Linked DNA regions of Mus musculus: region 2 is linked to region 1. A link is a loop called in an ENCODE intact Hi-C map of the cell type or tissue named here. Cell type or tissue: heart. All regions are shown on one strand. Each heading gives the region's core, and the rest is flanking DNA. Links, peaks and the distances in the headings are about the cores only. Region 1 holds the start of Rnf144a (ring finger protein 144A). Region 2 overlaps Rnf144a (ring finger protein 144A).

Region 1 (11,347 bases), core at 1,164-9,163:
GTATGTGTTCCTTTAGACTTGACTATTCTACAGTAACAAAGGAACCTAAAATTTCTACAACTTAACACATGCAGGCTTCTATTTGGGAATTGTCTTTTCAATGGGTGACCCAAGCCCTCGTTGACATTTTTTGGGCTCCCATTGGCTCTGTATACAGTTAAAAGCTCACTACGATAGAGCCAGGCAAGGTTGAGGGCCTTAGACTTTCCTCATTGACTTATCAAGAAGTGCAGGTCCCATGTACACCCAAGACAGGGTCTGTACACGCTAAGGGCAAAGGAGTTGGAACCCAGAGAGTTAACCTTAAACGGCTGCCACAGTCAAGTTCACCTATATTGAATGTAATTTAATTATTTCATCTGAGATGAGGAAGCATTTAAATTTGTCAAACCACAGCGGTAAAATTCTATTAATTACCATGGAAAAGTGATAAAACCAAGAGCAAAAAGATGGCTGAACCAGCCAAAAGCCTTGGGTAGCAGTACATGGATGTCACTGACCGGCAAAGATCTCAGAAGTGGCACAGGCCTCTTTGTGCCTCAGGATTTCATATGAGCAATGAAAACCCAGGGCAGAGATTTCTCTCTTTTCTATTTTGTCTCTAACTAGATTCTACAGCATTTGCTTCTGAGACACACACATAGTTACGGAAGGCAGGATTCATATACATCTTTTCTAAAAAGGCTCTCGAGAAGCCTAGGTTGGCCTCCTACCCCCTATTTAACCAAGGATGTTTTGAACTTCTAATTCACCTGCTTTCACCTCCTAAGTGCTGAGATTACAGGCATATGCCAGTACATCTGGTTTATACAGTATTGAGCATTTGTGCATGCTAGGCAAACACTCTACCAACTGAGCTACATCCCAGCCCCCACTGACTTCCTTTGCCATTTTATGCATTGCCGGGCATTGAGTGTTTGCAACTTTCTCTGTGAGTGGTGGGAATGGCAGCGAACAAGACACACCATGTCTCTATTCTGGAAGGAAACCAGAAATAAAAAGGCCCAACCTTTACACCAAGCCCAACCTTTTCACCAAGTGTCATTTATTTTCCTGCCTTTGGGTGACACTTTTATTTTTTATTATCACACTTATTCCCTAAGTTATACTTACACACGGGTGTGTTCCAGGTGCTTGTCTTATCCTACTCGCAAAATTGGCATCTAAGAGGTACAAAATGTATTGTCTCACAGTTTGGAGGGTGAGACTGGGTTCTCCATAGAAACAGAACCACTAGATAAATATTCTGTGCATTATCTACACATATACTATAGAATAAAAGTCCATATGTATCTATGTAAGTGTATCATTTAGAGGTCCAAGATCTAGTGGGTACATTGGAATTGGTACCTGTGATTATAAAGAACAAGACTCCCATGGTCTTCTACAGGCCAGCAAGATACCTTAGAACAGTGCTTCTCAAATTTCTCCTAATGCTGTAACCCTTAAATACACTTCCTCATGTTGTGGTGACTCCAAACCATAAAATTATTTCATCGCTACTTTAAACTGTACTTTTGCTACTGTTATGAATAGATAATAATGTAAACATCTGATATGCAGGATATCTGATACGCCTTCCTTGTGAAGGAGTCTTTTGACACCTTTGCAGGTTGAGAACTGCCACCTAAGAAGCCACTGGTGAGAGTCAGTCTGAGCCCACAGGCCTGAGAATCAGGATGAAGTTGTATGGATAATGGGGGACAGGCAGAGTGATTCTGGAGTCTTAAGATCAAGAGCCAGGAACTCCTACATGGAAGACAGGAGAGAACCCCATGCCAGCAAAGAGCAAACTGCCCTGTGCTCACTTTCTGTTCTCTTTCTGCCTTCGGTGGGTTGGACCATGCTCCTTGGATGGGCATGTCTACTAGTTCCAGCTAGTCTATGGTTCCAGGGTCAGTCTCTCAGCATTTTCAGACACATGGCTTCATGAACATCCCATAGCCCAGGCAAGTTGACACCTGGTTTGTTATAATCGTGTCTGGATGTCTGAGGTTCAGATATGGATGGGGCTGGCTGCTGAGACAGTGAACAAGTAACTGCTCTAGGCTCTCCCAGTCCTCTGGTAGTTTACCCACCTCATCTTTGATATGTATTATTTTACAGAAGGGCCTCCCACCCCAAACTCACAGTGTTACCAACTGTCTTAGTCGGGGTTTCTATTCCTGCACAAACATCATGACCAAGAAGCAAGTTGGGGAGGAAAGGGTTTATTTGGCTTACACTTCCATGCTGCTGTTCATCACCAAAGAAGTCAGGACTGGAACTCAAGCAGGTCAGGAAGCAGGAGCTGATGTAGAGGCCATGGAGGGATGTTCTTTACTGGCTTGCTTCCCCTGGCTTGCTCAGCTTGCTCTCTTATAGAACCCAAGACTACCAGCCCAAAGATGGCACCACCCACAAGGGGCCTTTCCCCCTTGATCACTAATTGAGGAAATGCCTTACAGTTGGATCTCATGGAGGCATTTCCTCAACTGAAGCTCCTTTCTCTGTGATAACTCCAGCTGTGTCAAGTTGACACAAAACTAGCCAGTACACCAACCCTGTACAAGTGTGTACCTGTGCCCTGATTTCCCTGTTTCCCAAGGAGAATAGTCATAATGGATGAGGTCTCTGGGAATTCTGCCTAGATTGCATCTTAACAAATACCACCTGCAATCACCCTCTTTGCAACATGCCCACACTTTGAGCTACTCATAGTTGGATTTTACACAAACTTCTTCAGGCTCGGGGAAGACACAGATCAGTACACCTACCTGAGTGTGGCTAAACAGCTGCAGTGGAGAAACTGACAATTTACTTGTACCACATTGAATGTCCTCCATTTTGACATTTGGACATTGGTAGACTTTCTTGAGATCTCAAAACAGAAAAAGAGGAAGTCTCTGGTGTAGAAGATGTGGGTGTGGGCAGGAACCCCACCCAGATGGATGGCCTGAGAGTTTTGGTAACCTTCTTCCTTCCTGAGGTTGTGCCCTGGTAGGCTGCTTGTCTCACCTGAGACAGTGCACACTGCAGAAAGTGCCCTTGTTTTCGAGTGACTTCCAGAATGAGATTAATAGGCAGAGACGGGCCACGTGTGGAAGGTTATATCCCATGTCTCCAGAAACACTAAGTCCCTCAGGATCCTGGGTTTCCCTAAAGAGAAGCTTAAAGAGGAAAGACACTCGACTTTGCACTCTTCTCTAGAAACAGAGAATTGGATTTAAATAAAAATTACAACATTACGCTGAGGCAGGAGACTCATGAATTTGAGAGAAGCCTGGGCTAGATTTTGAGTTCCAGTGCATCCTGGCTACAGAGTTAGACTGTCCCTAATGGGGCAGGGGGAACAAAACCAACCAACCAACCAAAAAAACAAAAAAACCCGAAAGGATGTGCATCCTAGACTTAGAGTGTGCAAGTGGGAGTTTAAACAAGTTGCACTATTTTTCTTCTTCTTTTCTTTAACTGTAAGTCACAATTTTAAGTTTCCTTTAATTTTATCAGGGAGAAAATTTCCCAGTGGCTTTGCCTCGTTTCAGTGTCTAGAGCATTTACATGGGTACCAGGACTCGGGCCCACTTTCCCTGGGCCCGCACTTCCCACTGTGGCTGATCATAAGATACATGCCCAGTGAGACAGTGAACCGTACATCCTCAGCACAATAAGGTCCTTCCTAACAGTAAGGTCTTTCAAACAGGCTTGAAGTGACCACCTTGCAGGGGGATAGTCAGTCTTCTTCAGGCAAGAGCTGGACTGAGGAGCCCGGTCAGGGTGGAATGGCTTTGAGAGCCAGGCAGCTTTCTGGAGAGAATGGCATTAGCTGTTGAGAGGCTCAGAGGAGTCAGCTTCATTCATTATTGAGCACTTATTACTCTCCGGCTCTGTGTGGGATCTCACAGAAAGACATCCTGAAGAGCGGTGATCTAAGCTCCAGAGTAAATACCCAACACCGGGAGCATGGTAAGTACCATAATCCACATAAAAACAAGGTAAATAGATCCTGGGTACGGGTGGAGGGTGGAAAGCAACGGCAGATTCGACAGGCTTCATAGATAAACCTGGAAGTGCGCTCGCTGTGTGGTCTGCTGCAAATCTGGATTTCAGTGCCTGTGTAGTGGACTCAGACCATCTCCCCAGGAATAGTTACATAGCATTAGCCAGCCCGTCAGGTCACTGGTGTGACGATGCACAGGTTAGCACGTAAGGTCTGGGAGGTGTCATCTATGCATTTTGATGGGGGTGGATTTTTCACCTACCCACAGAGATTCATAGGCAGTGTGTTACCAGTCCTTTGTGTCATGGACAACACGGGAAGCCTCAGTCAAGCTGCAAGTCTTCCACTTGCTGTGAGCTTCCAGCCCCCCTCCCCCAGCAGACTCTCAATCCTTCATTCATAACTTTGCTCCCCAACCAGGCCTGGGGAGGTGTGAAAACATTTCTCTCAGAGCTCAGGCCTTCAGGCAAAACTATTTCTATCTTTCAGTGAGAGGCCGAAGCAACAAAGTGCTGTTGTTAGGATTCTTCACACTGTGTGCTTTCTTGAACAAAGGCATTTATACAGAGTCTGATGCAAGCCAAAGCTCTAGGAGGCCACGTGTGTCCTTGTTTTGTTTTGGCTTTTGCCTATTGGACATAGGCTCTCACTTATCTAGTCCAGGCTGGCCTTGACTTTGCAATCCTCCTAGCTCAGCCCTCAGAATGCTAGGCTTATTTGTGTGAGGCACGGTATCTATCAAGTGTGTGTCTTTGAAGATTTGAAACATTCAGCCCAGTAACTGGTGATGGTATCGGATGAGGGGCTGGGGAGACAGCTTGGTCACTACAGTGCTTGCCATGCAGGCCTGAGGACCTGAGTTTAATAACCAGCATCCATGTAAGAATACAGATGTGGTGCATGCTCAGCATCCTAGCACTGGATAATGGGGGTTGGGGTAGAGGCAGAAGGTCTCCTGGAACTTGCTGGCCAACAGGTCTGCATGAATTAAAGGGGTTTAGGTTCAGAATATACAGTAGAGAAAAAGAGGTGAACACCCCAGCATTGACTTTTGGCTTGCACTCACATACACATGTATAAACACAAATATGCACCTGGGAATGTAGCAGCAGACGGTAGATGGTACAGAGCTTTTAATCCTGTTTTAATTCTCTAGGGGAAAACTAGAGAAGTTGAGTTAGCAAATGGAGGCTCTCCAGTCCCCCAGCCAAAGAACGCAGTCCACAGCTGTTTGGACCCAAAGTGCTTGAGCAGAACATCTTAGGAGAGAGAGAGAGAGAGAGAGAGAGAGAGAGAGAGAGAGAGAGAGAGAGAGAGAGAGAGAGAGAGAGAGAGAACGCACACAAGTGTGGTGTGTGTGTGTATGTGTGTGTGTGTGTGTGTCTTGGATCCCCCCAAGGGCCTTCCCTAGTTAACTCCCACCTCCTGACATTCCCAGAGCCTCTCAGAAATATCTTTACCAGATGCAGACCAAGCGTTCAGAACACATGCCTGTGGGAACATTTCATTCTAGCCTTAATACATACTCAAAAGGTTCACCCATTTTTGCACGTTTGACATGAACTTCCAGGACCTACCAGAGGGATTGCAAGATAATAACTTATGGGAATTCCCATCCACTGGTGGATCTTAGGCTCTAAGGGAAAGAAACGAAATGCTTTGGCTTGTGCTTCATATATATGCACAGAGCCTCAGCCTCAGGTCCAAGCAGGTTGAGGACTCTTCTCATTCATTTGCATTATCAGAAGTTAGGGTGAAAAGATGATTCTTTCATAGTATTCATGGTAAACTACTCACAGGCAGGATAGCTGTCGGGCAGGTTCTGGCAAGTCCAGAGACTTGCTGTAATTTGCATAGACAGACTACTCTAGAGGGTCCCAGATACTTCACTGAGTGAGATTTCCAGCTTCTGACTGGTAGGGTCGGGATTTTTCACTCGTTTCTTTCTAGCTGTTGGCACTCGTTCTTCTAGTATTGAAAACAGGGGTCCAACTTCAGGAGGACTCATTGCCCCCTTGTCCCGCCACCCCCACCCCCCAACTGATCTGGGCCCTCCCTTTGGCATTGCTGGGGGCTGCTCGCCTGGTCCTGGTGCATGGACATTAAGGCACCTCTGAACGGCAGGGGGCGCTGGCGTGCAAACTGGCTCTGCCTCCCGCGCCCGCGCTTAGTGCGCGCTCGCGCCCCGTCGACCCCGCGCGCAGTTCTCAGGGCGCAGGGCGGGGAGGCATAAAGGGCGCTGCGCTGCGGGGCGGGCTGCACGCGGGAGGCTGACGGGGCAGCGGCACCCGCGAGCCGGCACCGGGCGGGGCCATCACAGCCACGCGCAAAGAGGCCGAGCGGGAGCCCGGACCGCGCGGGACCAGGTGGGTGACGCGCGCGTCCCCTTTGTGTCGGCATCGCCCGAGCGGGCCGCGCGGGATAAGGCTGTGCGGGGCTGGTTTCGGCCCCCTAACCCGTGCTGCCGGGCGGGGACCCCGCGGGCTCCGGGGCGGCGATGGGGACTATGCTCCGGGATTCCGCTGGGTGACGGCCGCGTCCTCCTGGCCGCTTGCACTTGGGGATCGCGCGCCACGGAGAAGTCTCCAGCCGCAGGCGCGGGGTGTGCTTTGCTGGAGTGGCCCGGGTGGGCGGCCGTCTGCAGGCCTTGGGTGGACTCCCGCCGTGACCTGGACATGGGCAGAGCGAGGGCGTGGGGAAGGTCGGGTCCGTTCTGGCCAGTGGCAGTCGCGAGTACCCCGCAGTGCTTAGCCGCGCCTGGCCGTGGGCATGGTCCTCTGCTAGCCTCTGGCCCAGGAGTCTCCGTGTCCCTTGTACCCCTCTTGCCCAAGGAAGTCCCCTCAGGACTCTCGTATCCCGTGCTCCGCATTGCTCCCGGTTTTCTACACCATCCGTGGAGCTCAGAGATTGTATCGCTCCTCCTGCTAAAACTGAAGGCTTCCTGGCCGCCGCCGTTGCGCGGGAAGAGGCGACTTCTTCACCCTAGGCGGGTCTCTGGTGGTCGCACTTAAAGTTTGCTCTAGTTCTTGTTTTGGTCTCTTTTTTTCAGAGAATACTTTAAAGTATACTTATTTTGAACAGTCCTACAGCCTGCTTGGTACAGGGTCAAAGGCCAAGTAACAAGGAGAGCTAGACAAGGCTCTGGGAAACCTTCCCAGGGTTCCTGTGTCCTAGGATTAGAAGGACAGTCCAATCTTGCTTAGGACAGTTCTAGGAAGGAAGGGCCTTCCAGGCGTGGTGTCTGGGAGACAGGTCCTTCTCAATGACCCCGGCCAGGGTAGTAGTTTAGACGGCTAAGAGACGCACATAAACACAGTAGCAGACAGAAGGAAAGGTGGTCAGTGTGCCCTCCGATGAGAGAGCAGAGACAGGGGCCTTTCTAAAGGAGGGATGTGGAATCAGATGACCAGTGGGGCGTAGCCAGGGTGGGGGAAAAAGCACCAGCAAAGGAATGCAGAGTGTGAAGAACCGTTCCCACGGGGTTGCCTCCTTGGCTCCCAAAGAGCCAAAGTTTCGCTCCTCTTCAGCCATACCATTGGTCTGGACTACTTTTTCCAGTGTCTTCCACAGTTTTGCTCTTATTACATTTTAAAGACTGCTAGGGAAGTATATCTGGAGGGGGTTTTGAATTGCAGGTGGAGACTCTGGACTTGGCCTCTGTTGAGTGGGACTCATGGGTGGTCTTGCAGGAGGACTACAAACAGTAAGTACTTCATGCTTCAGGGTGGCTATAGCAGTGTTAAAGGGCCAGGTGCCCCCGGTCGGGTTTTAAGTCAGACACCACCCTTTGCCATACACACCCATTTTACTTTCCAGGGGTCCAACTGACCCTTCTGGGAAAATGGGTGCATCTAATTCAGCATTTTCTGGACCCAGCACAATTTGAATTCTGGAGTTAACATTTTGATATATACACTCCTCTTTAGTTTTTTTCCAAGTGAGTTTTTGTAGGCTCCCTAGCCCAGGCTGGCCTGGAACTAACTCCCTAGGGAGCTGAACATGACCTTAAATTTCTGCAGTTTGCGCCAATGGAGTATTGGAGTGAATGGGACGGACCGCTATAATCAGTTTATGTATAATTGAGGTTTGAACACAGGGCTTTGTGTATATGAATGCTAGGCGAATACTCTCCTGTGCTTCATCTCCAGCCCCTGGACTTCATTTTTCTAAAGATGTTCTAAGTTCTCACGTCAATGCCTCTCACCCCCGTCAAGGGGGAATTACTGAAAGATAAATTCCTGAAAGAAAACACGGGTGAAAAGGAGAGTCCACAGGCCACCAGCCAGCGGAAGCTCTGGACAGTTGCATGTTAGTACTTTACAAGTGTCTTTTAAAACTCCGCTTGCAAGCTTACAGTGCCTGTTTCCAAACTGTTCCTAGACTACGTGGCTTCTCCTGGGGCCTTATTGTGGCTTGAGACTTGGAAAAGATACCACACACTGTTTTCCCAGTGCTGCCCATGTTCAGAGCTAATGCGCTGTCCTGCTTGCAGCCGTAGGGCCCCAAGCCAGGAGCCACGTTGCCTGACTGAGAATGCTGTTTTTTCCACTGTGGTTCCTAACTTGGCCTTGCTGCCTCCTTTTGTTCAAACATCTCCTAGAGGCCTCTTTCTATAGTGGCAAAGAGGGAGAGAGAGAGAGAGAGAGCTGCTGGAGCCTGTCCTGAGCCACCGAGAGGCATGGCTATAGGTGGGTCCTCAGCCCTCCTGTATGACCATGAGGACACTGTAGCTGAAGAGAAGCAATCAGGTGCCCAGACCACATGGTGGATCTGTCCTGAGTATCAGTGACCCTTTCCCTTTTTGCTTCTTGGAATAAGTCAGGGGTGTGAATGCTCTCCTGAGAGCCCATGATCTTTAGCTGACTGGGAGAATGTCTATTTGACTTAGCAGTAGCCCTACCCACGTGGGATGTTCCCATATTGAGACTGTGTGGAGTGGACTCGTCTTTGGAAGGTGGATTGCTGTACTTCTCCTGGGTCTTTGTGGAAGGTGCCTTTCATTCTTTCTAGCCTGGATAAGTTATTTGAGACTAGCCTTCTTTTCTTGGGAGGGTTTCCCAATCGCCGATACACATGGATACTTCTTCTTAATTAGCTGGAGAAATTAATTGAAGCCCTGTTCACACGTCTGCGGGGCATTTGTTCCCAGCCGGGATCCCACCCAGCTGTCTGACCTTGGCAAGCATCTGCTTGCCTGGATGCCTGCAGTTCCCCGGGGATGGCTGTAAAGCATTGGCCCAGATGTTCTCCTAGGTCCAGGAGCACTTCTAGAAGATTTCTAGAAGAATCAATAGTACAGAATGACCTACGGATACGGCCATTTGTGTGAACTTTCCCGAGGAAAAGGTGTGCTTTCACTCTGAAGGGTGGCTGTTCTCCAAGGCTGCATGGGGAGAAGTGAGCTTTGGGGAGGCCGCTGCAGCTTCACAGCTAACACTTGACATACTTGTGAAAGCTCAAAGGACCTCTTATCAATTGAGCAGAACTGTGGAAGGCTTGCTCTAGAGCAGTGGCTCTCAACCTGCATGACCCCTTTAGGGGGTAGAATGACTGTTTCATATCAGACCTCCTGTATACCAGATATTTACATTGTAACTCATAACAGCAAAATTACAGTTACAAAGTAGCAACAAAAAACGACTTTGTAGTTGGAGGGTTTCAGCATAAGGGAGGTTGAGAGCCACCACTCTCAGATTATAAGCTAGATTCAGTGTTACAGGGAAGAGTGAGTTTCCTGCCAGGCTGAAGTCATGTGTCAGTTCGTGTTTGATTGTGTACGAGACTCCTGATGCGGGTAGTAGAGCAGACAGGAGTATATCCATTAAACTTTGCTCATAGGTAGGTATTGAGTATCATATGGATTATAAATGCAGTTCTCATAGCCAGCGGAAAGGTGTATGGTCTACTTCCACCTGATGTGGGCAAGCATAATCCACAGTCTCACAGGGTACATGTGGAAGCTGAACTTTGACCTTAGAAGTCTGCAGAAAATTAAGAGTGTGTGACCTTGATCTCCAGTGGAAAGAACTAGGATCAAAGACAAGAGCAGGTTGATTTTTGAGGTGGGGTCTACTGTGTTGGAAATGTACAGTGTAGTGGGCCCTGTGCTTGCAGAAGCCAGCGGGTTGTTAATCTGGGAGATTAGAAGGCCAGTGTCCAATCAGGACTTGAAATGGCATGAGACACCTTGGGCTGTATAGAAACGTAGAACAAACTCAGGCTCTGAGCTCACCTGGTTGACATCCGCACGCTGGAGAGCTGTCCAAAGCAAGCTTCTTGCTTGTCACACAGTGTTTTCACTTCTGGTACCTTCTGGAAGGTTCCCCAGGGTATTTTCATTGCCATTCACTCTTGCCCAGTTTCACCTATGGTGGAGGTCAGAGTTCAGCACAGGTTTATGAGAGCAATGAAGTGGTGTGGTTGTCACAGGCAAGAGGTGTTATTCCTGAGTGGCCTGAGAAGGCTTCCGTGACTGCAGCAGCTCCTGTGGGTGTTGAGAACTTCCCAGCAAGCTTGTGTGGAAGGGTGTGGTAACGTGGGCTTTGGGGGGGGGTCTTATTCTTGGGCCCACCCAGCTTGCCAACTGAGGTGGGTGTATTACTTATTTTCTGTTCCTGTGTTAAAACATCATGGCGGAGGCAACTTAAAGAAGAGAGTTAATTTTAGTTTATGGTTCCAGAGGGATACGAGTCCGTGATGCACAGCAGCAAGTGGCAGACTTGATGGTCAGGGCAGGGCAGGAAGCTCCCATCCTCAGCAGCAAGCAGGAAACAGAGAAAGTGAAATGAAGAAGTTATGAAGCTTTAAATAACCAAAGCCATGTCTAGTGACATATTTCCTCCAGCAGGGCCACCCCAAACAGCTCCACCAACTGGGGACCAATTGTTCAACTTCCTGGGCCTATGAAGGGCATTCTTATTCAAACCTCCAACATGGGGCAACTGGGAAAGCTCTCAGAGTCTGGCATGGATGGAGCTGGCTAGTCAGCTGGGCTGTTGATATCTAACCAAAGACTGTAAGCATTTCATGCACTGCTATACTTCTGGGAGATTGTGTTAAGCTATCAAAGAACCAGTTTACATGTAATCTGTGGGTCAAGGCGTGCTTGGTTTTGGATGGTAGCACAACGGGAGGTGTTTTGGAGGAAGGAGCTGTGTGATACATCAAACTAGGATGTCCCCTGACCTCCTGGACAGATGGCTCATCTCATAATGTGACTCTGTTACTTGGCCAGTTTCCTGAGTAGCTCAGAAATTCTGTTCTTACATGTATGTACGTATGTATTCATGCATGCATTGTCACATGTGCATGGGCGAGTGCACACACACACACACACACACACACACACACACACACACACACACACAT
Region 2 (11,347 bases), core at 1,154-9,153, 52 kb after region 1:
ACAGCATGAGGTCACATGGTAAGACCAGTGGCTGGACTCAGGCATACTCAATGATTGTTGCCTTGAAGCACAACATCCCATTGTTACTTTAGGAGATGCTCATCCTCAGGGGCGAGGCTCTTGGAATGCTGGTGACGAGGTGGGAATGGAGACCATAATGATGGTGTCCCATTGATTGAGCCAAGTCTTATTGGCTGCATCTGCCAACCTGCTGATGCCCACTGGGGAATCAATGCTGGTGTAGATAAATTGTGTTCCCTTAAACTTCAGGATTTCTACTGCAGCCCTTGCCTGGACTCAGTACCTCAGAATGGGAGCCGGCAGTCTTGGGCAGAGGTTATGAGGTTGAAGGTCGCTTACTATAGGGTTGGTGCCTCAACTCAGTTGAGGTTGTGTTCTTGTAAGAGGGAGGAGTGTGGGGACAGAGACACAACAGGGAGGAAGATGTACCACGTTTCTTGTCATGGTGCTCAGGAGCCAACTTACCAATGTCCTCCCTTTGGCTCCAGGGTCCAGAACTGTGGGGCAATTAATTTCTATTATGTTCTAGCCTGACTGTGATAATTGATTCCAGCAGCCATAAGAGACAAAAGCATGCAAATACCATTTTCCTCACCGTATGGAACAAGGCCCACAAAGGGCAGGGGCTTTAGGAAGCCTGCCGAGAGCATGTTAGGCTGTGGTGGGGATCCATGCTGCAAGTCAGCCATACATCAGCCCCAGGGTGCTATGGCAGTGAACCAGCTGTATGGCCAGTTTTCAACCTATGGGTGAGCCCTAGGCCCTAATTCTCTGCCGGCTGCCCTTTGCTTTGCTCAGTTTGGAGCCCCAATTTATTGCTGCAAAATTACATGCTACACAGAATTTAGTGCACAAAATCTCTTATTCCCCCCAGCTTTCAAAAGTCACTCTAGTGAGGTACGTCTGACATTTAAGAAGCTGTGCTCATTTACTGTATATGACTGAGTTTGCAGATGAGTTAACACACATACAAAACTTACCATCATCTGGGACATAAATGAATCTATCACCAATGTGTTTCCTCCAGCCTCTCTAGTGATGCTATTTTATCACTGAAAGGCAGAGAGATGGCTCACTGGTAAAGTGCCCCACATACAAGAGGATCCAAATTCAGATCCCAGGTCCTATGCGTGAGGAGGAGGCTGGGAGAAAGAAAAGAAAAAAAAAAAAAAACAGATACCAGGTTATCTATGTGCCTCTATACACAATTGTACCCAAACCTTTTAAAAAAAAATGTCAGATACTCAAATCCATGAAACACATTGGCCAGCCAGTCTAGACCAATCAGTGAACCCCAGGTTCAGTGACTGTCCCAAAGGATAAAGATTCAAAGCAGTCAAGGAAAACACTCAACATTGACTTTGACCTGTCACCTGCCACATTGCTGTGCATATAGGTGCATACTCGTGCACACATGCAAAAGAAAAAGATTAAAAATACCGAATATAAGATTTACTCTCATATACAATATAATAATTTTATCAATCTTTCTTTAAATTATTTTTTAGTACTGAGGATGGTCCTTAGACCCTTCTGCATGCTAAGCAAGCACTCTACCATTCAGTCCCACAGAATAATTCATAACAACAATTGAAGGCTCTGAGCATCTAGATTATGAGTAATAGGGTCACTCCTGACTCTACTGTATGAACATTTTGAGAAGCCATATTTTTTTCTTTGTTTCTTTTAATATGAAGTATGGCTTCCTAGAACTTCTAGTAAAGACAGAAAAAAATAACTGCCATTTTATCTAACATTTTTAATTTTTTAAAGTATGTATTTGAGTGTTTTGCTAGCATGTATGTCTGTGTTTTATGCACATGCCTGGCTTCTGCCAGAAGAAGGAATCTGATTTCCTGGAACTGGTGTTACAGATGTCTGTGAGCTGCCATGTGGGTCCTGAGAATTGAACTTGGGTCCTTTGAAAGGAGCCATCTCTTCAGCTTCTATCTGATGTTTTGATATCGCATCTGGGTTTCCCACTGTCCTTTTGTCTTGTTTTTATTGCAAACTCTACCATTGGCTGGACTCACAAACTGGACTTAGCACTCACCAGGAAGTCACATGGGTTCCTCTGGGACAGCAGTGTAGTGTACAGATTTCCCCCATGTTCTCTTCCATTTCCAAGCCTGCGAACCCTTGCCTAATTTCCTCTTGCTCCAGCTGTCTGGTTTCTTGACACTGGCTGTTGTCTTTGGCACTTGGGACTTGGTCATGGTGATGAGGAATGTCATGGATGGGGACTCTGTGACCAGCCATTCTAGTGGAGATGGCAATTCCTGTGTTGTTTATCCAAGGCCCATAAAAGGGAGAGGAGGGAGGTAATATGACTTTACTCTATGCCAAAAATAAAGTCGAAGTCAGACCTAGAGAGTCCTTGTGCAGCTGGAAGTTCATAGAGTTGGTGGCAGAAACAAATAGGGAGACAGGAGTCCAATTCCTAGGTCATCCTGTGCCTGCTTGCTGCAGGGAGTCTGCCAGAGTCTGTAGCTCCCCACTAGGCCATTAGCAAGCTGCTAAGTACCACTGAGAGGATGGATTGGGGCAAGAGTTGTGATGGTGGGAAAGTCCAGGAAAGCCTGTGGTGGGTATGTGCTGGCCCAGCTATTAGGGTGTTTGCCTAGTGTGCATAACACCTTGGGTTCTGTCCTCAGCACTGTTTATAAGCCATGTGTGATGGTTGCCCAGATCTAATCCTGAAACTCAGGAGACTCTGGGCTAATGAGCGCCTGTCTCAGAAAATGCAAAAGGAACAAAAGAAAGAGCTGCCCATCAGGGAACTGTCTTGCTCTTAGCAGGTCCCCAAGACCCCAGGTGCCTGTCACTGCTCATGAGACATTGGGCTGATCCCTTCACATTCCAGTGCTGCCTCATTGCTCATCACTCTGGCACCTCTCCTGGTTTGTTTGTTTGTTTGTTTGTTTGTTTCCTTGCTGGTTTGCAAAGCACAGGAACTGCAGGTTGGTTTATAAGCACAGAAGCTTGGGGAAGGAGTCCTTTTTTTTTCTATACAGCCTGGAGGTGAATTGCTCCCTCCTTACGGCTCCTATCAGTCCTGTAGCATTATGCAAGATGCCCCCGGAGCCCTCCCACCTCTTGAAGCCTCAGCAAAAGCCAAGAGTGAAGTGGATTCCAACCTTGATGAGAGTCCACCTCCTCTTCTCTGCCACCTCGTCACTCTGAGTTTGGGACTGTGGGCAGGTTCCCTCAGCTGCCTGGGTGCATCTCAGGCTGAGTGACATGGTAAATGCCAAGGCACTCGGTTCACCTGGTAAACTTGGGCAGCCAACCTTTCTTGTTGCTGGCAAATGAAATTAAAATTACATAATTTCTTATCCTTAGCCCCATGCACCCTTCATAGTTCACGAGGCTTGTAGTGTTGATAATGTAGTTTTCACTTTTAGCATGGCCTTCCATGTAGGAACACAATCCCAGATGGGCTGTTCCTTGTTTTAGCTGATTCTCAATTCCTAGGGCTAGAATCAGGGTTGCGAGGGTTGAACTTCAGGGTTGAAGTACCTCTTGGTACTTCCTAGACTTCTCTGCTCCTTCCCTCTCTAGTCCTCAGAATGTGGATGAGTCATCTGTGAAAGTGGCTGACTTCACTCCTCCTTCCCTCTCCAGTCCTCAGAATGTATATCAGTCATCTGTGAAAGTGGCTGCTTGTTGTACTTGTTTCTTGGGACTGTGGTTGCCAGCTATGGTTCATAGTTGTGTCCCCTTCTGGTCAAAAGTGCTATTGAGACTATGGACTGGCTTCTGTTTTGTGGTTGTACCCAGGCCCAGCCTCCCAGCAGCACCTCCCTGCAGATATGGGAAAGCATTTTTGCAGGACACATGTTATATGGACAGCTGGTTAGTCCAGCCAAAGTCCTCACCCAATGATGATGTGACAGAAGCCCAGCAGCAGCATCCAAGAGGCCCAGGAACTGTGTGGTATTGGTGGATAAAAGTTGAATTCATAGCCAACTTGTCTCTGCTTCAGACTAGACTCTGATAGTGACTCATTTTGTGACTTCGGGCTCCTTGTGGGACTTTAAAACCGTAAGTTTTCTGGCCAGGAGACAATGTGGCTGAAACATTCCAGGGGATGGATGGGTGGAGGATGTGGGGGTTTAGTGGGGACTTGGTAGCTGAGCTGTGGTCACTGCAGGTTGCTTTTGCTGCCACTGACCGTTTGCTGAGCTGAGACTCACATCAGCAGGCCTCTATGTGGCAAGGCTGCACGCTCCCTAATACAGCATCAGGCTCCTTGTATGGAGACCTAACATTCACATCAGAATCACCAGGGGTTTAACCAGAGTTAGATTGGATTTGTTTCATTAGCCTTCCTCAGTTTCTCTTCTGCGCGATGCTCCCATTAAACCTTTCCTAAGGTGGCTGGAGAGCAAGCATATCCCTTCCTGTGATATCCACGGGGTGGCCAGGTCGTAGCGCAGAGACCAGTGGCCCTAGATGTGTAGAGAGGTCAGAATTAGGCTTATTCCTGGCTTACGGATTTGGAATCAAACCCTAATTTCAGAAATCCTGTATTTCTGAAGTTAGGTTTTCCTGAGACAGAAAGACATGCACAGAAGGGAAAGGCTTGGGCTGGAGAGGGCTTTTCATCATGGCTCGAGAGTCACTAGGCTTCACCCCATGGATCAGCATATGGTACGTGGGCTGAGTCTGGCCACTAGCCTGTGCCCTTGGATCCCAGCCAGGCCTTGGGTTACACATTATCTCTGCATGCTTTTAGGCCTGAGCATCAGGGTTTAGTGGTCCATGGGGTGCTGTGGTCGACAGAGCCGCAAGTATTGACTGTGTGGTCCATTATAGTTACAGTCTGCTAAACTCTGGGCCTCACTGTAGCAGAATACTCACCAGTGGAATGAAAGATGTGGATGTTAGGACGGACTGAGGACTAGCTCAGTCTGGATTTCAATTTAGACCTCTTGAGTATTGAACAGTATAGAATTCTAGAGGAAAAATGGCTGTCTGAGCAGGGTCCTCAGATTCTGAGGGAGGGAGTGGCCGAGTCATGACTGCAGGAGTACCACACATACTGGTGGTGTTGCCCTAAGTGCAGTGATCAGAATCAAAGGACAGCTGATGTGGTGACTGTCAACAAGATCCTCATCACTTCATCTTCCTTCTGTCTCACTTTCCTGCTATCAAGTGTGTTCACAAACTAAGCATGTGCTTCAGGCCTGTAATTTCAGCTCATGGGGAGGCTGAGGCAGAAGGGTTGCGACATCCAGGCCAGCTTGGGTTGCAGAGTGAATTCAAGGTCAACCCAGCAACTTGATGAGATTTTTCAAATTTTAAAGTTGAAGATAGGGTTTGGGAATGTTATCTTTAGTTCCAGATTCAGTTAGTGACCTGATTTCGAGAAATCATCCCACCCACCACTGTGATCTGGTACTGATTGGGGTCTCAGTCACAGTATGAACCAGAACTTCAGGTCGGTGCAATGCTCAGCCCTCATCAGAGAAGGTTCTCTAAGTAGATGGTAAGTAGCAACGAAACCCACAGCTGCTAACATGCAGAGAAGGGATTGGGGAATGCTCAGCCCGATATTGGATGTCTGTATCACACCCCTCCCCTCAGGCCTCAGGGATCTATGCTGAACTGGAGGCAGGAAGACTGTGGGAACCAGAGGCAGTAGATGACTCCAAGATAACACCGTGCCTCGGGACACAACAAGGCGCATGGTACACGTGAACTCATGAGACTGAGGCAGCGTGCATAAGGTCTGCATAAGCTCGAGCCAGACACATCCCAGCAAGGAGGTGGGGAAGTGGCCGTGAAGTCCCACCCCTCCCCACAAAGCAGTAGGGATTTGATTGCTATTAGGTGGGGAAAGTCACTTTTCTTTAGTGGAGTGACACTGGGTATATTGGCCACACTCCAGGGCAGGCCTCACATCCAGTAGTCAGCCAGCACAAACGGGACCCCATGTTTTGTGTTTGCTTTTGCTTTTTAAAAAAAAGAAGGAGAAAATGAAGTTTGGTGTGTGTGTCGGGGGAAGTGGTGTTTAAGGAGGTGGGGAGGAAAGAATCTGATCAAAATATATGTATGAATTTATCAAAGAATAAATAAAAATGTTATTTTAAAAAGAGCTGGAGAATAATTGGGGAAGCCACCTGATACCGAATTCTGGCCTCTAGCCAATGAGCCCCGAGGATCTACCGGTCTCTCTCCCACCCCGACCCTCCCCACAGTGCGGGCTTACAGACCTGCCAGCACATCTGACTTTACATGGGCCCCGGGCATCTGGACTCCGGTCCTCCTCATGCTTGAGCAGCAGGCACTTCGCTTACTGACTTGTCTCCCTAGCCCAACTACTCTCCTTTTTAAGTTCTTGCTAGACTTTATGTTGCTTCTCCCTTCTTCTATGGAATAATGAAGCTCCTTCCCAAAGGCTGACAACCTGGAGGTTCGACTCAGCGATGAGAAATGCTTGAGTCACTTCTTCTCTGATGGGGATGAGTCGAAGGCATTGTTCCTTTTGACAATCGAGTAGATTTCAGATTTTTAAATAAGGAAGAGACACTCGGGAGATCAGATCTACACGGACAGTTTTGGAATTCAGTTATCATGTGTGGTCACCCCTCTTCAGTAGAATAAAGAAAACAAGTTATGGACCATCTATTCTGAATTACCACGATGGTCACAGTGGCCACAATGCTTCTTTTATTAAAATCTCTGTAGTTTATAAAACCTAGTTAAACTTTTTTTTCTTTTTTATTAGATATTTTCTTCATTTACATTTCAAATGCTATCCCTGTTCCTAGTTTCCTCTCCGAAAAGTCCCCTCTACCCTCCCCCTGCCCTGCTCCCCAACCCACCCACTCCTGCTTCCTGGCCCTAGCATACTCCTATACTGGGGCATATAATCTTTGCAAGACCAAGGGCCTCTCCTCCCATTGATGGCCAACTAGGCCATCCTCTGCTGCTATATATGCAAGCTCTGGGGGGATACTCGTTACTTCATATTGTTGGTCCTCCTAAAGGATTGCAGACCCCTTTAGCTCCTTGGGTACTTTCTCTAGCTCCTTGATTGGGGGCCCTGTGTTCCAGCCAATAGATGACTTCAAGCATCCACTTCTGTATTTGCCAGGCACTGCCATAGCCTCACAAGAGATAGCTATATCAGGGTCCTGTCAGCCAAAAATTGCTGTGTCTGGGTTTGTTGGTTGTTTATGGGATAGATGCCCAAGTGGGGCAGTCTCTGGATGATCCTTCCTTCTGTCTCAGCTCTGAACTTTGTCTCTGTAACTCCTTCAATGGGTATTTTGTTCCCCATTCTAGGAAGGAAAGAAATATCCACACTTTGGTCTTCCTTCTTGAGTTTCATATGTTTTACAAATTGTATCTTGGGTATTCTAAGTTTCTGGGCTAATATCCACTTATTAGTGAGTGAACATCATGTGTTAAACTTTCCTAAAGGTAGGTAGGTGTGTGTGTGTGTGTGTATATATATATATATATATATATATATATATATATATATATATAGAGAGAGAGAGAGAGAGAGAGAGAGAGAGAGAGAGAGAGAGAGAGAGAGAGAAAGAGAGAGAGAGAGAGTTTTCTGGCTGAAGAGACTATTCCATTAGTAAATTGCTTACTAGGTGAGCATGAGAATCTGAGTTCAAGCCCCAGTGCTCATGTGAAAGGCTGGGCATAGGGGTACATCAATGCCTGGAATCCTGGTGCTATAGATGAGGAGATAAGCAGCCAGTCTAGCCTAGCTGATTTGGCGAGCCCCAGATCCCAGTAAGAGACCCTGTCTCAAAACATAAGGTGGACAGTGCCTGAGGAATGATGCTTGAGGTTGACCTCTGCCCTATTACAAGTACACACACACACACACACACACACAGAGAGAGAGAGAGAGAGAGAGAGAGAGAGAGAGAGAGAGAGAGAATGTGCACCTATATAAACACATTAGCACACTTAGCACACATAAATACAGGAATGAATAAATAAAAGGTCTCTGTTGGGAATCTTGCTGATGTTTTCCTGTGACCATTCTGGGCCTGGTGCAGCCCTCCCAACCTCCTTAGGTAACAGCTTCGGTTAGCATATTGGTGCTCATCTAATGCTTAAGCCTGTAAATGCAGCCTATACTGTGCATCCCTGAATGCCTTGCAGTTTTTACATCATACGCTCTGCAGCTCTTTCCACTCGAATGCATGCAGCTTTCCTGCTCTTTCCGAAGTCTCCCACCTTGAGGAGCTCCGCTTCATGTCACGAGCCTTCTCTTTGTGTGGCTTCCAGTCTCGCATTGCAAGCGGGGCCATGGTAACTGACTAACTTTGGCTGGGTGCTGAGAAATAAGATTATTGGGTCAGTGAGTCAATTGTGCAGTTTGGGCAGATATTGACATGCTCCAGGGTTCATGAACTGTGTTATTTTGAACCATTCTCAATGGGGTGTTCCAGGAACTTAGAACCTCACTGCCTGGGCATTTGGAGTTTTCCTTTGCTCATTGGGAACAGCATCTTCCAGCTGTTTGATTTCCTGTACACATCATGTTGTTCTGTCGGCAGCATCTTTTAAGTCATTGCTATTTGTTTGATGATTTACTCTCTGCTGTTTGTTTCTGTGAGACAGTCATGCGCTGAAGCTCCTCCTGTCCTGGACTCTATGAGTCGCCCAGGCTGCCCTCAAGCTTCAGGCAACCCTCCTGACTCCCCAACCCCCAACTGAAAATTAGCATGCTAGAAGCGCCCCGTGCCTAGCTTTTTAGTTAGTGATTTTTGAAGCCCTGGATGGATTAAACATGAACTTTTTTTTTCTGTGATCAGTTTTACATTGTTTTTATGTTTAAAACGTCTATTGGCTTTGCAGTTATTGAAATTCATTTTTTATAAAGAAATACTGGAGGAAGAAAAATAGCCTGTCCTCATTTTTAATCAGATGATAGCTTCCTTTGGTGACCGTGCCCACTCTGTAGTAAACCCACAGTGAGAGTGGTGTGGACTTTGAAATTTTCACCTCAAAACCTTGGCTCCTGTTCCCTTCCTCGGTATGGTACGTGCTTCCTTTCTCTGCCTTACCAATCCCTTTAACAGGCACCTCACACGCAGAGGTTCCTAACATCACAGGGAATGCCATGAGGAACATCCTCCCACTGCTGATGTGTAGATGACTTCCATGAATGACAGTAACTTAATCACAACATGGAAACATTTCTTTTTTTTTTTTTTGTTCTCTGTAGCTATTTATTTATTTATTTATTTATTTATTTATTTATTTATTTATTTATTTATTTTTAATTAGGTATTTTCCTCGTTTACATTTTCAATGCTATCCCAAAGGTCCCCCATACCCACCCCCCCCAATCCCCTACCCACCCACTCCCCCTTTTTGGCCCTGGCGTTCCCCTGTACTGGGGCATATAAAGTTTGCAAGTCCAATGGGCCTCTCTTTGCAGTGATGGCCGACTAGGCCATCTTTTGATACATATGCAGCTAAAGACAACAACATTTCTAAGCCCCTGCAGTATGTCCCTCTGCCTAGCAAAAGCGCCATTTCACTGACTTTCACTATCACCCACGTTTGTTTAATAGCGTCTCTGAGCTCTTAACCAGGTCACTGCAACTTAGCAAGTGATGGTTAATTTTACAGGAGGCCTGAGTCTCGGAGGAAGCTTAGAGCTCAGGTCCTGTACCAAGTGCCCAGAGTTGGCCCAGAGCCCAGAGTCAGACTGCTTGTTCTTAGGAAGCTGGGATTGGCTCTTCCCCATGCAGGGTCATCCCAACAAAGTGCAGATGACAGGACATGAGTCTTATAAACATCTCAGTGTACATGGAGCCGAATGCCACCCAACCCATGCATGCTCTGTTGAATGAGCATTTTCTGTTTCTTAGAGAAGAGCTGTAGGGTGTCACATGAGTGTTACAGACTAGTTCTTACTCTGTGCTACTGCTGAGGTGGATCGCTAGGGCACAGTAGTGACATAGTAGACAAGCCATGTTCAAATCACTGTGCTCTTGAAGCGTCTGATTCTGGATTCTCTGCAAGGAGAATCCATCAGCACTAAACATTGAGAGCTGGAGGGAGCAAGTCTAATAGTCACTAGGATGGAAAGATGAAATGGTGTCCCTGTCATTATGAAGCTGTTTGGACACTCCTGGGAAGTGCATCCCAGCCTTCCATACCCCATCACCTTTGCATAGGGTTCAGCAGCAGACTACTAGGAAAAGGGAGTCTGTCATTCATTGTAGTCCTGGGGACAGGGAGCTATTCTGCAGTGTCAAGAACCTTGTCGGTGGCCTTCAAATGTCAGAGGCCCAAGATAGCTATGAGTTAGGAAAATAGTGGCTGGACAGAGTGACTTTGTTATTTTGTAGGCTGCCATTCTGCATCAATGGAGCTCAGGTGACCAAATAACCTGAGTCCTCAGGAGTCCCTGATCCCAGTAGACCCATTATCGTTTCTCCAACTGTGTCCTCTCCCCAGGTGGGACCTCCAAGCATAGGGGCATCTTGCCATTGTTGTAGTAATATTAACCTCAGGTTGAAGTCGGGCTGTAAATAAGCTCCTTTTCTAGACTCTTGTTAAGTGGGTATCCCCAAAAGACATGCATCTGGCCTTGGGGACTGCACCCAGGTTGTCTTTGGGTTTTCTTGGGAATAATTGGAAATCTGCATCTCTGTTTCGCTTAAGGAGAAGTTGCATCAGTTCTGGTTGGGTTCAGTTCCCACCAGGTTGGGGCTGCACACAACTGGCTCTGCCGTCCGAGTCCTGACCATCAGTCTGGGTTTTACTTCTCTGTGGATATTCTCACCCAATTCAAGCTCTCCCTCTGCGCCTGTGGGGACTGTCACCATGTCAGAACTCATTCTAAGTAAGTTTTGAAGAATAAAATTTTACAGAGTATTTTTTCCCAAAATGAAGTGTTGTCTTCTAGGAAAAAAGAGCAACACGAGAGGTCTGGGGTATTGCTGTGCTGTGACTCCCTGTTGTGGTTTTCTACCTCATGAGCTCATCTGGACTTGAAGTCTCCTCCGCCAGGCTCCAGAGGTAGAGGGATTAGAGCAGCCATGGTGTTTCCTGAATGTCCACAAGCAGTCGGGATCCAACAGTGAAGGTGCTGAGGAGTTGGGAAGAGACATCTGCTGAGCCCCTGGACCACAACAGGAGCAGCTCAGCTTTACCTGTTGTCTTTCCTGTCTAGGATGGACTGATCATCCAGCTCTCCTCATGGAGAGGCAGGGATTTCAAATCAGCTAGTGAACGTGTGTGTTAGGACAGATGTTCTCCGGGATTGGCTGAGATGGCAGGCTAAGGATTGCTGTTAGTGTGGTTGAAGGTGTTGAGCCCTGGATCTGTAAGT

Evidence for each region. Hi-C counts contacts between places; a loop is a spot of excess contacts. Peaks named below come from ENCODE experiments on the same cell type or tissue, not always from the same donor. Only the 100,000 strongest peaks of a DNase experiment are listed, where the experiment ranks them.
Region 2: it touches region 1 in a loop (2.3-fold over the local background); 10 of 42 quality-filtered maps call a loop at or near these places.

The regions. Positions count from the first base shown.
Region 1 is chr12:26,410,099-26,421,445 of GRCm38, reverse strand. Rnf144a (ring finger protein 144A) reads left to right here and starts at 6,184. Exons shown (of 10, transcript NM_001081977.2): 1 at 6,184-6,345. Mir6538 (microRNA 6538) reads left to right here and starts at 6,436; the gene lies at 6,436-6,545. In heart, for the core only: CTCF peaks have their summits at 5,912 and 6,114 (motif pointing right); DNase peaks (open chromatin) are centred at 6,125, 6,685, 7,275 and 8,465; H3K4me3 peaks cover 1,815 bases; H3K27ac peaks cover 2,222 bases; H3K27me3 peaks cover 1,812 bases.
Region 2 is chr12:26,358,375-26,369,721 of GRCm38, reverse strand. The region is part of intron 3 of Rnf144a (ring finger protein 144A); the gene reads left to right. It overlaps 4930549C15Rik (RIKEN cDNA 4930549C15 gene), which reads right to left. Exons shown (of 5, transcript NR_130981.1): 4 at 1,002-1,163. Among named protein-coding and RNA genes, the nearest start is that of 4930549C15Rik, 17 kb to the right of the region's middle. In heart, for the core only: no CTCF peak of the experiment used is centred there; a DNase peak (open chromatin) is centred at 2,181.